2 separate regions of the Homo sapiens genome follow, and region 2 is linked to region 1. Evidence: chromatin loops called from intact Hi-C (ENCODE). Cell type or tissue: PC-3. All regions are shown on one strand.

What was found. Hi-C counts contacts between places; a loop is a spot of excess contacts. Peaks named below come from ENCODE experiments on the same cell type or tissue, not always from the same donor. Only the 100,000 strongest peaks of a DNase experiment are listed, where the experiment ranks them.
Region 2: a loop joins it to region 1, with 10 times the contacts of the local background. A loop is called at or near these places in 4 of 110 quality-filtered maps.

Annotation. Positions count from the first base shown.
Region 1 is chr1:239,947,023-239,955,022 of GRCh38, forward strand. LOC105373224 (a long non-coding RNA gene) reads right to left here and starts at 5,984. Exons shown (of 3, transcript XR_949315.4): 1 at 5,443-5,984. In PC-3, CTCF peaks have their summits at 4,680 (motif pointing right) and 6,159; a DNase peak (open chromatin) is centred at 4,699.
Region 2 is chr1:240,000,127-240,008,126 of GRCh38, forward strand. It overlaps the pseudogene RPS7P5. Among named protein-coding and RNA genes, the nearest start is that of FMN2, 88 kb to the right of the region's middle. In PC-3, CTCF peaks have their summits at 4,177 (motif pointing left), 4,379 and 5,388 (motif pointing left); DNase peaks (open chromatin) are centred at 685 and 4,175; H3K4me3 peaks cover 397 bases; H3K27ac peaks cover 1,944 bases.

The sequences.
Region 1 (8,000 bases):
CAGAGCCCAAAATAAGAGCGATTTACAATTAAATCACTCTCTATTTCTCCCTCATGTATAAGTCTCAACACAGGTCATCCATGAAATCATTGTTGCCTGAGTTCCTTCTAGCCCACCACCCCATCCTCCTTAGGGGCACTCATCTGCATGATTAAGGATAGCAGCCAGCCTTCCAGCCATCACACCTGCATTCCAGAGAGTAGACTGGAGAAAGAACTAAAATGAAAAGGGCACACTGCACAAAGTGTCTATCTTTTAAGGAAAGATTTCATTATCTACCACATGATACTTCTGATTATGTCCTAATGATTAGAATTTCCACTTGGTCATAATTTAGTCACATGGCCACACCCATGACACACAATGGAGGCCACTTGTCAACTTTATTCTCAGTGTGTTCCCACATAAAATCAGACATTTTACTAGCACGGAAGACGACAGTGGAGAGTGAATAAACACTAATTGTCTTAGGTGCTTGGCACACATATGGAGCTCAAAAGGTTTATCCAGCAAAACCGTTTATTTTATGTAAGTCATTGATATTAATGATATTCTATATAACCCACCCAGACATTTCTATTAATTACATTAATGCTAACCACAAAAGCAATATTTCAGTGTCATAATACAATAGGACAGTGAATAATAATAAGTTTATTACTCATTCACATAACAGCCCAAGTAGATTTTTCTGGTTGACAGGCAGTTTTTCTCTACATGTGATTCAGGGACGGACTTTTTAAATTATATCAGAATTCAGCCAGCAGACTGAGGAAGAAGAGAGCAAAAGCAGGCATGACCACATCTCAAAATCACAACCCAAGTTCAACACATCATTTCTACTCATATCCCATTGACTAGAACGCAGTCACCTGGCCACATTCAATGCAAGGTATTTAGGAAGAAGAGAAAAATAATTCTTCTGAACAGTGAGCTATATCTGCCACAATATTTGCCTCTCTTGGAGGAAACATTAGCACAGATGACTCATCAGCTCACAGAGCAATCTCACTTAAGCCTCAACTCAAAAAGCAACATCTTCACCTCTCTATAAAAACTGGAAATAAAGGATAGTAGTGGATGCATCCATAAAAAAGAACGAGATCATGTTCTTTGCAGGGACATGGATGGAGCTGGAGGCCATTATCCTTAGCAAACTAACACAGGAACAGAAAACCAAACACCACACATTCTCACTTATAAGCAGGAACTAAATGATTAGAACACATGGACACATAGAGGGGAACAACACAAACTGAGGCCTATCAGAGGGTGGCAGGTGGGAGAAGGAAGAGGGTCAGGAAAAATAACTAATGGGTACTAGGCTTAGTACCTGGGTGATTAAATAATCTGTCCAACCAACCCCCGTGACACAAATTTACCTGTGTAACAAACCGGCACATGTGCCCCTGAGCTTAAATAAAAATAAAAATAAAAATAAAAAAAAAAGGAAGAAGAAATCACAAAACTTCAGGTTTTGGGTTTTTTGGGTTTTTTTGTTTTTTTTAAATTTATTTTGAGACAGAGTCTCACTCTGTTGCCCAGGCTGGATGCAGTGGCATGATCTCAGCACACTGAAACCTCTGCCTCCCGGGTTCAAGCGATTCTCCTGCCTCAGCCTCCGGAGTAGCTGGGATTACAGTCATCTGCCACCATGCCTGGCTAATTTTTTGTTTCACCATATTGGTCAGGCTGGTCTCGAACTCCTGACCTGAGGTGATCCGCCAGCCTCGGCCTCCCAAAGTGCTGGGATTACAGGTGTGAGCCACCGCGTCTGGCCCCAAAATTTGAGGTTTTGAATATCCTAATTACCCTGATTTGTTTATTACACATTGTTTGCATGTATCAAAATATAGCATTCCCCATAAATATGTATAATTATCATGTGTCAATAAAAAAATTAAAGGAAAAAAATGATAGTAGTGGGATATTTGGGCTCCTGAAGGACATTGTTAAGGTTACTCTAAAAATGAGCCACTTGCACTTACAAAAATACAATAAATTATCTTGCTAAAAGGAGAGAAGGAGAAAAGATTGAACTTTTTGAGGGTCAATTCTATCAGTATATACATATTTAAAAAAACACTAGCCATTGATGTAGTATAGTCTTTTTTGGTTTTTGTTTTCCTTTAAAGGAATTTGCCCTTTAAACAGGCAGGGAGTCTCATGCCATTCTCAGTCCCTCCCCCAACAGCAGCCTGCCCGGGCCTGCTCCTCTGCGAGACACTGTAACTGAAGTATCGCTCCTGTCGAGGTATCCTACAAACAGTCACAGCTCCCGTTCCCGTCTCCATCTGATTACGTCTGTGGAAATTCACTGTCCATCTCCATGACCCACTTGGCTTTTTTTTTTCCGAGATGGAGTCTTGCTTTCTTGCCCAGGCTGGAGTGCAGTGGCGCGACCTCGGCTCACTGCAACCTCTGCCTCCCAGATTCAAGCGATTCTCCTGCCTCAACCTCCCGAGTAGCTGGGATTACAGGTGCCCGCCACCATGCCTGGCTAATTTTTGTATTTTTAGTAGAGATGGGGTTTCACCATGTTGGCCAGGGTGTTCTTGAACTCTTGACCTCGAGATCCGCCTGCCTCAGCCTCCCAAAGTGCCGTGATTACAGGCATGAGGCACCATGCCCAGTCACCACTTGGCTTTTCCAGTAGCCAGAGAGGCAAGGAAAATAAGGAACAGTGGGCATTACCAACTTGCATTTCTCAAGGGGTTGATGACACTGCTCACCCCTCGGTCTCCTCCATGGATGATGTGCTGCGTTCAGTTTCCTCTCAGGAAGGTGTAGTTCTAGGGACCTCTACTTGGGCCTTCCTTTCTTAATAAGCAAAATTTTTGGGATCAGAAAAAAAAATGTGGAGATTCTACCAGTTGCTAAATCTACCTATTCCCATTATCCATTCTGGAACTGGAGAGTAACCACAGGAGGAGGCCATGGTTCCACTGGACAAGCTTAACCTGCGGCCAAGGCAGCTCCTGTCCCCAGACCTCCAAAGCCCCTGCTTCAACTGATGGGCCACACAGCATTTCTGATGTTGGGGATTCAAAATATGCTCAGAACATATAGACAAAATTCTCCAGAAAACGCATGTAGATGTTTCCCTTCTTCCAGAGTGTGGTCACAGCAGTAATTGCCTTTGACTTTGGGGCCATTTGGGGAAGCTGATGGAAAAGATACATGGCACATATCTGAGACTCCATTGCAGGGCCATTCCTTGAAGGGCTCCAATCTCTTCCTCAGCATAGGAGCTCAGAGTCGGGCCATTGCTGGCTTATGTTTCATAACTAGTTTAGAGACAGTGAATCCTCACTGTAGCAACAATCATATCTAGAATTGTTTTCTTGGTAGGCCATCCATCAGTTTCATTTGTAAGGACACCTGATCAATTACCCCACACCACGTATCCTTGTGGGTCACACTCTCTAATTCCCATCCTGCCCCCGTGGCATACTGTGTGGCATACTGTGTAAAGGACAGCCATGCACAGGGCTCTTCAAAGACGCTGGCGCCTCCCTTGCCAATGCTGTGATGAAAAGTGTGAGCTCTGCTTCTCCCAGCAGGCAAGATTAGGGATGGCTGAGCAGACTGCACATCATAGCTCCATCCCACCATGCCTGTCCTTATGCATTCCAACTCCTTCCTCCCTCCCTCGGCAGTGTGGCAAGGACATTTTAGCATTCTGACCTCATTATCTGGAGGCCATGATAAGGCCAGAATATCAACACCACTAGCAGGTGGTCAACCCAACACTTGGAACCCAAATCCATAGAGAGCACTCTCATGTCAATGAATTCAGTCCAATCAAGACCTTTATTTTGCTCCTTGGTCCACCGCCTTGGACCGACTCCCACTCCTGCTGCCCAGGCTTTTGCCAGCATGGACCTGCAAGGTCCCATAAGCTTTCAGCGTATAGTCGTCTCCTCCAGGGCAGTCCTGGCAACACTCTATCCTGGCTATTTTAACATCTATCTTTAGATCTGTCTTTTCTTACGGGTTCCCAACTGTACAGTGAAGCAAGATCAAGCAGTTCCTTCATTGCACAGATGACCTCCACCCTAAGTGAAGAGTGAATCTGAGGGGACAAACGGAAGTTATCTGTACATCAAGCTAACAATGGATTTTTAAACAGAAATCAGAACAATCTTTTAGAGGTAATGGATACATGTACACTTCTTTAATGGCAGTGATGGTTTTGTGGAATATATTTCAAGACTCATGGAATTGTACATTTTAAATTGATTGGTTCTTTGTGAAATTGATTATACTTCAAAAACCCTTAAAGAAATTTAAATACTAACACACCTGGGAATTTGAGCACTTTATACTGATCAACATAAAATATAAATAAACCATTCATATTGCAAAACGTATTATGGAGTCATAATGAGGAATTCTGGAAGGCTAGAATAATTATATGTAACGGTGTATTATGATTCACACCGCTCATGTGTATGAATACATGTTACATACGATTATATGTAACAGTGTATTACGAAGCTAGAGTTTAATTTATTGAAGCCATTTCTACTTTTATTTTTATTTCTAAAGAATATAAAACATTTTTAAACTCCAAATTTAATATGTTATCTAAGTGAAACAAAGTCAAATGCAAAAATGTCAATATCTGCCTTGTGAAAGGCAGAAGGTCCTTGGAAGTCAATGATAAGACATAAATGAAAGGCCACCAGAGGGCAGTGCAGGACTGCTTAGGACAATGAGTGCCCCACCTCAACATTTCCACAAGCTAGCATTGAAAACACGTTTTATCATCTTACAGAATGTCTAAATAAATATTTATTTGCTATTATTCTTTCATATAATTTGAAAAATAATAAAAATTTCCTACAGGAAACAAATAGAAGGTTATCCACTAACTGGAAAGTATATCTTTTTACACATTCAGATATGTAAAATTATGCAAGAAAGAATGAGTCAAGTTGGACTTTAATCCATCAAGATGTAAAAGTTTAACTGCAAACAAATGAAACAACTAAATTAATAAGTAAAACTCAAAGTCTTAGAAGGAAATATAGGAGCAAATCTTTATGACCTTGAATTTGGCAAGAGCTTCTTAAACATGTCACTGAAAACGCTAGCAGTAAAAAAAAATAAAACAGATGAATTGTATGTCAACAAAATTAAAAACTTTTGAGCATCAAAACACACTCTTAAGGGAGTATAAAGACAACTCAAGACTGTCAGGAAATATTGGTAAGTGAAAAATCTGATAAAGATTTTGTACCCAGAAAATATAATGAACTTTTACAGTTCAAGGACAGAAACGCAACCAATCCAACTACTAACGGGCAAAGGACTTGCATAGACATTTCTCCAGAGAAAATATTCAATCGGTGAATAAGCACATGAAAGATGATGAGCAACCTTAGATATCAGGGAAATGAACATCAAACCAGCAATGAGATACCACTCCACACTCACCAGGATGGTTATAACAAAACAGCAGCAGGTTCTGTTGTTGTCTCAAGACCTGGAGCTGGAACTGGCTTGGGCTCTGGAGCTGGAGTTGGGGCCAGAGCCTGCAGTGGCTGCATGGCTGGATCTGGTGCTCTTGCTGGGACTGCCTTAGCCCTGGAGCTGGAGCTGTTGATGGAGCTTGCAAAGGAGCTCGGGAGCTGGTGCTACGGTGGTTGCTGCTCTTGCTTCCAGCTCTGCAGATTTCCCTAGAGCGGCTGGTTAAGGCTGCAGCTGGAGCTGGTGGTGGACCTAGCCCTGACACACACTCTGAAGGTGGCTTTTGAGCTTGAACTGGAGCTGGCTCTGGAGCTGCCAGAGGAGGAAAGATCACTAACATGACTGACTTTCCATGTGCCTTCTACTGACAAAAATCTTCCCTCTGCCTTTCTGAGAAACTCAGAGAAACTCCACACCCAGGAAGTCTTCCAGACTGCAGTCGGCCACATGATTGGGCTGAGTTTCTCATTGCTGCGTCCGCTCCTCAGCTTCTGGCAGCTCTGCTCTGTGCAGTCCAGCCCTGTCCCCTCCCCACGGGCTCACATGAACCCACCCCCAGGCCTCCTCACACACCGGCTCTGCTTCAGTGGGCCCTGGGTGCTCCAACTGACCCCTGGGTGGCTCCTCCCTGTCGCCAGTTGCTCCAGCAAAGCACAGTGGACCCAGCCTCCCTGGTGGTGGGTGCTAGCACTGCACCCAAGGGAAAAAAATCACCAACCAACACACCTTTGTTTGAATGACTTCAAGGCATCAGCTCTCCCTGGTTTCAGGGAACAAAGGAGCAGGAGCTGTAGGATCCAGGGCATTGAGAGGGACCCCGCAAACTTTCCTTGTCCCCCTATTGCCAGCAATAGCTCTGGGGTCCAGTTCACTCATGAGGCCACTTCACCACAGCCAGGGCAGTGACTATGGGTTCATTTCCAGTGAGGACTGAAGGCTCTAACAGATGGTCTTTGCCTTATTCAAGATGAGTAGTTCAGTGCTCTGCCATGTTCTTCCTTACCCCACATCTCAGTCCTCCAGTCTCTCTCTGATTCACTCTGCTGCAAAAGACTCTGAGGAAGTAGAAAGCATTTTCCAAGGACCACGGAGTTCAGTAAGTCATCTACAGGGAACCTGGAGCCATAGACACTTTCTAAAGTGTCACCTTGGGGTGACCAACCCATAGCATCACAATATGTAAGGAGGTAAACTGAGGCCCTCTTGCCTGTAGCCCTCCTCACCCTAGGAGGTCTTGTCTCAGTTGAAGGTGCCCAGTATGGTGGACATAGAACCCCAAGTACCATCTGCTTCTGACTGCTGTGAGATGGTCTCAGACCAGGCAGACCCCCGGGTACCTTACAGCTCCCCCAGGCCAGCATCCTGGCATCTCTTTCCTTCCCAGGCCATGGTCCTGGTCATGGTGCTAGAAGAGTGCAGAGATGCCTCCAGCCTTTTCTTACTTTTCCCTTGTTACCTCCCCAGGGTCCACTTTTCCTCTTACTTCAGCGCTGTGATCATCAAGCATGTGGGTGCATACCCATGGGGTTGCTAAGAGGTACAGGGCCCACATAGGAAGGCTAGGGAGGGGTCCCCAGTCTCTTAGGGAACCCCATGTGAGATGGTTGAGCCCTGGCCTAGGAGGTGGGAATCCATTATTTTCTGGACATGCCCACGTCCTATACCCTCACCAGTCTCTGCTTGTCTCTGGGACTCAGGTTCCCAAATGTCCAATGGCGGGTGGACTGGAACTGTGTAGATAGGAGCTTAGCATGGACAGTGTTATTCCCTTCACCCTGACAGGGTGAGGCAGAGAGGGGCTTCAGGGCCCACACAGACTCTTTTCCTGGGAAGGACACAGGTGGACCAAGCGCAGGGCCACTGGGCCTCATGTTCATGGTGGGCACGCCCACTGGGCCAGTGTGGGCTGCAGACAGTGCATCCCTGAAGCTCCCCTGCACAGCACATGGGAAAGTCACCAGTGGTTCCTCCAATATCTGATCTCACGTAGACTCTGTCTCCTGTAGCCAGGAAGTGTGTCAGCCTCACTTAGGTACATGGGTTTGAGCCGGGGGGTAGTTTACCTAAGAGAAACTGAGGCATGGGGACAATTAGAAGTAGACATGGACATGGGCCAAGTGAAAGCCCCAGATCTTTAGAATCGTACAGAGCATCCACCCTTTTCTCTCTCATGCAGACAGGACTAAGTTCCAGAGAAAGGAAGCAACCCAGAATGTGCTATTATTTGCCAATTAATTGAAGGCAGGAAGTCTGCTCTTCTTCTCAGTCCACGCACCAGCAGACTTCAGAGGGCCTTTGTCCATCGCCAGTTGGGCTGAACTGTGATGGTATCTGAGCTTCAATTTTCCTTTTGGTCAGTTATACATACAAATCTGATAAACCTTAGTGCCGTGGCCTCTTCACAGAAACCTCTCCGTCAGAAAAATCTCCCTTTTTAACACCTGAGCAGGACGAATGCAGCAGCTTTTTAAATGAGAGCTCTCTAGGGACCTGCTTCAACCATGGGCCAGGGTCGTGCAGGGGCC
Region 2 (8,000 bases), 53 kb after region 1:
CTCGGGTGGTCCACCCACGTCGGCCTCCCAAACTGCTGGGATTACAGGTGTGAGCCACCGCACCCAGCCAAGATCTGCTTTCTTTATGGTAAACAAATACGCAATGTGACTTCTGAGTATGGAAAGTCATTAAACACAGACACATACTTATTACTGGGTCACAGAACAGTTTATAACTTCGTAGTTTTCCTTTTATTATGACTTTTTTCATTTGGTGCAAAAATAAGTGAGGAGTCAGATTTTTTTTTCCCTAAAACCATTAACAAAATTAAACTTTAAAAGTTGCTATCAGGCTGGGTGTGGTGGCTCATGCCTGTAATCCCAGCACTTTGGGAGGCCGAGGCAGGCGGATCACCTGAGGTCAGCAGTTTGAGACCAGCCTGGCCAACATGCTGAAACTCCATCTCTACTAAAAATGCAAAAATTAGCCAGGTGTGGTGGTGCACACTTGCAGTCTTAGCTACTCAGGAGGCTGAAGCAGGAGAATCACTTGAACCCAGGAGGCGGAGCTTGCAGTGAGCTGAGATCCTCCCACTGCACTCCAGCCTGGTCAACAGAGCGAGACTCCGTCTCAAAAAATAAAAAATAAAAACAAAAAAGTTGCTATTGCTATCACTTGTTTGGGGGAACTTATTGTCTATTGACTGTAGTAGCAAAATGACTCAGAATCAGGCATGAAATGCCCATATTTCATTGCGTCTGAGTCATCATCAACTGTAAGAACATTGCTTTATGTATCACTAAAAAAGAAACATTTATTCAATTGTACTATTACCCAATGTTTCTTTTTAAAAAAAAAACTATATTACAACAGTTTTAGGTTTACAGAACCTAATGCTTTTTAGTCATCAAAATCGTTACACATTTAGTGTATACACAGAGCTTTTGGAGTCTTTACACATGGATTTTAAAATATATATCCCTCTTATGAATGTGTAAAGGAGAAAATACAAGCAAAATAAAAGGCTTAGGTATTTTCAAACCTTTTTGGTATTCAGTGTCCATCTTTTCACAGTCAGTGGTGTCCTTTTGGGTTTTCTAAATACTCAATGTTCTACAGAACCCTGGGAATGCAGCCGCTCTTAAAAGCGTGCCACAGTTTAGTTGCTGGAGTTTTCTTCTTGGATTATATACTAAGTCTGCAAGTTTTACTACTGGGCCTGTCTTGATTTTATCAGATGTCAAAGATAATTTCAGACAACCAGAACATTGACTTCTTTCTGCAATTGTGTCCATAATTTGTTGACTCAGACATTAAGTGGTTGCCATCATCCAGACAGGTCCGCAGTAATAACAACCAAAGACACATATTCTCAGGCAATGATAACCGCACCACGACTCCATGGAGACACCAGTGTTTTAAGATATTGTCAATTCCAGATATGTGTAAAAGTGTGAAAAACATGAGTCATAGAATTAACTCAATGCAGTTATTCTTTTCTCATCACAAACAGCTCTTCCCCATCCCTTACGCAAAAGGGCTGAGAAGATACATAAATAAAACAATGCAACACATAGATAGATAGATAGATAGAGAGAGAGAGAGAGAGAGAGAGAGAGGGAGGGAGAGATAGCTTTGATCTCAGGGAGAGAAGTTGTTTCAATCAACGTTTTCATACATTTGGAAATCATAGAATTTTTATACACTAAAGGAAAACGTGTTGTTCCAAACTTTACCCCATACCACTCCTCCTGTTTAATATCTAGTTAGGGTCAAAGCCAGCACCAGGCACTCAGGGGCAGACAGGGCGGGGAAGGCAAGTCCTCCGAGTTAAGTTATAATTCAATTAACTTGATTTACTGGATGCCTACTATTTAAACGCACTGGCCTAGAATCTGGAGATACTGGGTGTAATAAGATCCTATTTATTTTCTGCAGGTAGGTGGAGGAATTGGTGACCATGAGCATTAGGGAAGACACACCCTCTCTCTGGGCCTTAGCTGCCTCACCTGCAAAATGCAAGGATGTGACCCACTGAATTCTATGGTTCCTACTGAACTAAAAATATTTGTAAAGGCAAACAAACAAGTAACAGAACGTTCCCATTCTAGCCATCCCTAGAAAGCAGATATAGCTTTACTTTAAGTCCCGTATTTTTTTGAGACGGAGTTTTGCTCTGTCGCCCAGGCTGGAGTGCAGTGGCACGATTTCGGCTCACTGCGAGCTCTGCCTCCCGGATTCACGCCATTCTCCTGCCTCAGCCTCCCGAGTAGCTGGGACTGCAGGCGCTCGCCACCACGCCCGGCTAATTTTGTTGTATTTTTAGTAGAGACAGGGTATCACATTCCCATTTTTTAATAAGATCATAAACAAAAGAAAGAAAAGAAATAGGAAAGAAATATTCACATTGTTAAGATATTCTTTAATTGTATTAGGACATCGAACTTTTTTTGTTTATACCAAGTTCTCTTATTGCATGAAGGAGAACAAATAAATCACACAATTGTGTAGTAACTTATCGGAAATAGGGAATCATTTTCTAAGTAAGATGGCATGAGACCCTTTTCTTCCCAACGTATCTGTAGACATTTGAATCCCCTATCCCTAATGCGGATGTTGGAATAGATTGGGAGGGGGCCTTCTTTGGCTCCTGTGGGCTCCTGGGCTCGGCATGCTGGGAGTGTCTTCTAACCGGAGTGTGGATGATACTGCAATCAAAGTCAAGTGTAGAACCAGCTGCAGGTGATGGCAGGTCGGCCAGAAATGGGAGATTCATTAGGGTATCCAAGGGTGTCAGAGGTGTCCTCGGAGACGTAGAGTGAAGAACCACCCAGTAGGACACAAGGGAGACCAAAGTAAGCAAGAGAAGTCAAAGCAGGGGGTGATTCTGGGAAATACCTGGGGCCAGGTAGGTCCAAGCTGGGGGTTGCTGTGGAAGGACAATCAGGTTTAAAGAGCCTGTCAGGTTATCAAGTAGTATGTTTATGGTGACCTCATATCTGAGCTGTTTTAAATGAGAGTCCCAATGTCAAATGCTCTTCTCCAACCTGTCAGATCTTGTGTCCCAAGTTCATTTGCTGGGTATTCTAAGGCACCTCTCCTTGGCCAGGTACTGGGCTAAGAAACTCTGGTATATGGTCAGAACCAAGGTGTAGAATTACTCCTCTCAAATTAATATCTTGTGAGGCTGACCAATGATTATGATAGAATACTGAGGGATGAACTGTAGAAGCTGGAGCATCTGGTGATTAAAGTAGTAATTTTGTCTTTTTCTTAAAATTGTTATGACTACTTTTGTTATTATAACGTGATGTTCTTAGAATATAAAGGATTTTAGCAAACTTTTAGAGGGAAAGTGGAAACTCACTGCGTTGGAGATAGCAGACAATGTATAATGGATTTTTGCTATGCTAACATGAGATTTCCCCTCTGGACAGACTTCCACTGAGACCTCCTGCCAATTTCCTTTATTTGGTCTTCCTTTATTTCATATTCTACTCTCTTATGAGGAAGACCCCTGTTACCAAAAGATTCATATCACAAAGAAGGGGTTGCTGTGATTGGAAAGTGTCTCTAGTACATTACGTCCAATTGTCGAAAGATATTTTGTAGAGACAGAGGTTTGTAGAATGAATGGATGGAGAAGAGAGCGGCAGATCTGGACACAGGTCTGGGGTTAGACGCAATTGTCCATGGCTGCCTTTGTCTCAAGGTACATTTCCAGTCAGAGGATTATCTTATATTTGTTCCTTATAGGGAATTTTCATTAGCTTCCAAATGATAATAGAGATATAAAAAAAAGTTTATTGAAGACATTCTCAGTCAGGTGCAGTGGCTCACACCTGTATGTAATCCCAGTGCTTTGGGAGGCTAAGTCTGGAGAATCACTTGAGGCCAGGAGTTCAAGACCAGCCTGAGCAACATAGCAAGACTCTGTCTCTCCAAAAAATTTTAAAAGCTAGCTAGGTGTGGTGGTGCATACCTGTAGTCCTAGCTACTAGGGAGGCTAAGGGCAGGGGGCGGTGAAAGTTGCTCGAGCCCAGGAGTTTGAGGTTACAGTAGGCTATGATCATGCCATGCACTCCAGCCTGAGTGACAGAGCGAGACCCTGTATCAAAAAAACAGAAAAGAAAGAGGAATTCCCTAAGGTCATGAACACATTCTGAAGAAGGCCAGCTTGGACAACTATTGAAATGGGCAATATCATCGTCAAAAGCAGTCGCACACACACTGCCCTCTGGTGGCCATATAGAAAATGGCATGAATGCTGCAGGGCTCCAAAACTTCGTCTCCAAAAGATCACATTAAAAGTGCGGTGTGTTGTTTTTTTTTTTTTTTAATAAATAAATAAAAATAAAAGGTGTCTTCTCAGGATTTTGATTAGATCGCAAACAAACTGTGTAAGATTCAGTGCTTTGGGGGTGCTTCCTAGTGGAAGTCTTTGTTTTGTCATTGCACGTTATGAAAAAATAAGTCTCTCCCCAGTACACCATTTCAGGGAGTATTAATTGAGCAGTTGAATGAGGCTTCGGATTCTAGGACAGAAAATGGAGACAAGGTTGCAGTCTCACAGCGTTAGCAGGGTGAGGGGTGGGACAGTGTTGAGAATAACTGGTTTACATCAAAGCTATGTACGTCTGGTTTAAAGATAATAGTAAACCAATCAAAGTATATTGATGGAATCCTTCTGATTTTATTTATTTATTTATTTATTTTGAGACGGAGCCTCACTCTGCTGCCCAGACTGGAGTGCAGTGGCACGATCTCAGCTCACCGCAACTTTCGCTGCCTGGGTTCAAGCTGTTCTCCTGCTTCAGCCTCCCGAGTAGCTGGGATTATAGGCGTGAGCCACCATGCCCGGCTGATTTTATAAACAATAAAACATTTCAGAGAAATGAAAACTATCACTCAAAAGAGTTGTATACTTTCATCTAATTTAGATATAGAGATTTTTTTCAAAAACAGTGGGAGATCCTGTATTCCCAGTTACTTTTGCACTTAGTATGAGCACTTATTCGTGCCATTTAATGTTTTTGAAAATCTGACTTTAATTGCCGTCTAGCGTTCCTTACCATAACTTGTACATAAATTACATGCTTCTGGGCTAGGCACGGTGGCTCACGCCTGTAATCTCAGCACTTTGGAAGGCCAAGGCGGGCGGATCACCTGAGGTAGGTTCGAGACCAGCCTGACCAACATGAAGAAACCCCCTCTCTACTAAAAATACAAAATTAGCCAGGCGTGGTGGCCCGTGCCTGTAATCCCAGCTACTCGGGAGGCTGAGGCAGGAGAATCACTTGAACCCGGGAGGCGGAGGTTGCGGTGAGCCGAGATAGCGCCATTGCACTCCAGCCTGGGCAAGAAGAGCAAAACTCCATCTCAAAAAAGAAAAAAAAAAATTACATGCTTCTGTAGCTCCCCCTGCTGTCTCCCTCTACCAGCCAAATCTAGTTTCTCTACAAAAATGGAGCTCAGTTGCTGTCATCTTCAGGCAGCTTCCTATGCTGGAATAATTCACTAGCCTTCTAGCACTTTCACTTTATCCTTCTTAGGATAGCAAGCACTTCATACCACGTCTGATCTCCTTCTGCAGACTGGGAGCTTCTCTCAGGCTATGGTGCAGCTCTCTGTCCAGCTGTTAGCTCAGGGCCTAGCATACAGTAGACACTCAACAAACATTTGAGAATCACGTTTGGTCAGGCATGGTGGCTCGTGCTTGTAATCCCAGAACTCTGGGAGGTCGAGTTGGTGGAGGGATTGCTTGAGCCCAGGAGCTGGGGGCCATCCTGGGCAACATGGTGAAATCCTATCTCTACAAAAAGTTAAGAAATTATCTGGGTGTGGTAGCACGTGCCTGTGGTCCCAGCTACTCAGGAGGCTAAGGTGGGAAGATCATTTAATCCTGGAAGGTCCAGGCTGCAGTTAGCCATGATTACATCACTATACTTCGGCCTGGGTAATAGAGCAAGACCCTGTCTTAAAACAAAATAAAATGAGAAACACAATTAATCCAAATGAGTTACTCACAGTTGCAGAGAACTCTAGCTGTCCAGCAAAATCCATTCTCCCCTTCTCTGCACACACAGCTGTACCACATTTCCCAGACTCCCTTGTGTTATGTGTAGTCACGTGACCAGTTCTTGCCAAGGGAAGGGGAGTGGGACTTATGGGAGCCACTGCCAGTCCAGGCCCATAAAATCCCCCCACGGGTATTTCTCCATGCTTCTTCTCTTTCTTCTGCTGAATGCAGATGGGGTTGAAGTCCCAGGGATGGTGAAGGCACCAGGTGGAAGAATTCAGGGTTCCTCAGTGACCACAGGGAGAACTGCCTCCCCAAACTGAGTGCACAACCAGCAAAGCCAGGGGGCAGTGAAATACAGTGTTACACCCCTGGAATATGAACGGTTATTTGGCTATTACCGTAATCTCACTAATAAACCTGCTTAAAAATTTCATTGTGGGATTAACTTACATAGTTATTATCTCTGTGTCACATTTAAAATGACAAAAGTCCATTTGGCCTTGCAAGTGCTGCCTTCCATTTGACTCTGCTATTCTGACCCTGCCACTACCTTAGAGAGATTCGATCCCTCAAAATATTTTTATTCTGTGCTCAGTAACCTTTGAAATCAAAATTATTGTCAACACAGGCCGGGTGTGGTGGCTTATGCCTGTAATCCCAGCACTTGGGGAGGCTAAGGTGGGCAGATCACTTGAGGCCAGGAGTTCAAGACCAGCCTGACCAACATGGTGAAATCCTGTCTCTGCTAAAAATACAAAATTAGCCGGGCGTGGTGGCGCATGCCTGTAATCCCAGCTACTCGGGAGGCTGAGGCAGGAGAATTGCTTAAACCCGGGAGGTGGAGGTTGCAGTGAGCCAAGATCGTGCCGTTGCACTCCATCCTGGGCAACAAGAGCAAAACTCCATCTCAAAAAAAAAAAAAAAAAAAAAGAATTATTATCAACAGTTTAAAATTTTGTTGACAGCAAACTTCAGTAAGATATTTTAACTCACTGATTTTTTAACATACAGAAAGTAAACCAAAGTCGTTTACTCACTTTTATTTTTAATTTACTAAAATTTGATTTTTTATACTTTAGAAAACTGAAATTGTTATCAGGATCAATTAAGTTTTATGTAAGTCATTTGTCCACATAATTTACTGACTATATATTCTCTCTTTTTAAGTTTTTTTGGAATCATTCTTTCTACCTTTTCATGTGCCCGGGGTCAAATAATACATGTCAAAATGTTTTTTAAGTATTTTTTTCTTTCATCAGTTCTTTGTCAGTGATAAATTTTACCATGTGGAGTTTTCAACCATTATTAGTTGTATTTTGTGTGGACTGTTTTTGCTGTAATACTCACAATAGAGGTCAAGGTGTTCCGGGGGCCATGGTGAGGTCAAAGCATTCCACTTCGTTCATTTACAGAGCTTCAATTGTGACCCGGTTTAGGAACATGCTGCTTGCCCAAAATTCTCCACAATCCTCCACCTCCGCTCTTCCATTTAGGATATAAAAGAGGGTTTTCTCAGACCTTCTGCCAATGCGCAGACAGATGAAAGACGACACAGAGGTTCTCATCATTCTGCTGAGGAACTGAAAGCGGGTTTCCCACTCCAATGTCTTAGTTTGGAATCACGGCTTTTGTCCCCTCTCCGAGAATGAATAATCACCAAGAAAAGAGAGGCCGTGGTAGGTGAAGGAATGCCCAATTCAGCCGAAAAGAAGTCAATCCCTCCTGCCTCCTTCAGCTTGGAGTTTAGGGTAGGGAGAGAGCTTTGTTCGTGTACACGCGGTTTTCATTCTTGTCTCTTTCTTCGAAACAGAGACTCAGTTTTATTAGGAAAACAATTTGCCAAACAAACTAAAAGGCTATTATTCCTAACTTCTCCTGCAGCTAAGAGGGACCAGACAAAGTTCAAGCTGATGAGCTGTGAGCAGAAGGACTGAGAGGGTCTTTGGGGAGGGTGCTTAGGTGGAACTGACACAGCTGTGCGGCCCCTTTGTCCTTCTTTCCTCCTCCTTTCCCTCTGAAAAGCAGTCACCGTGGGCC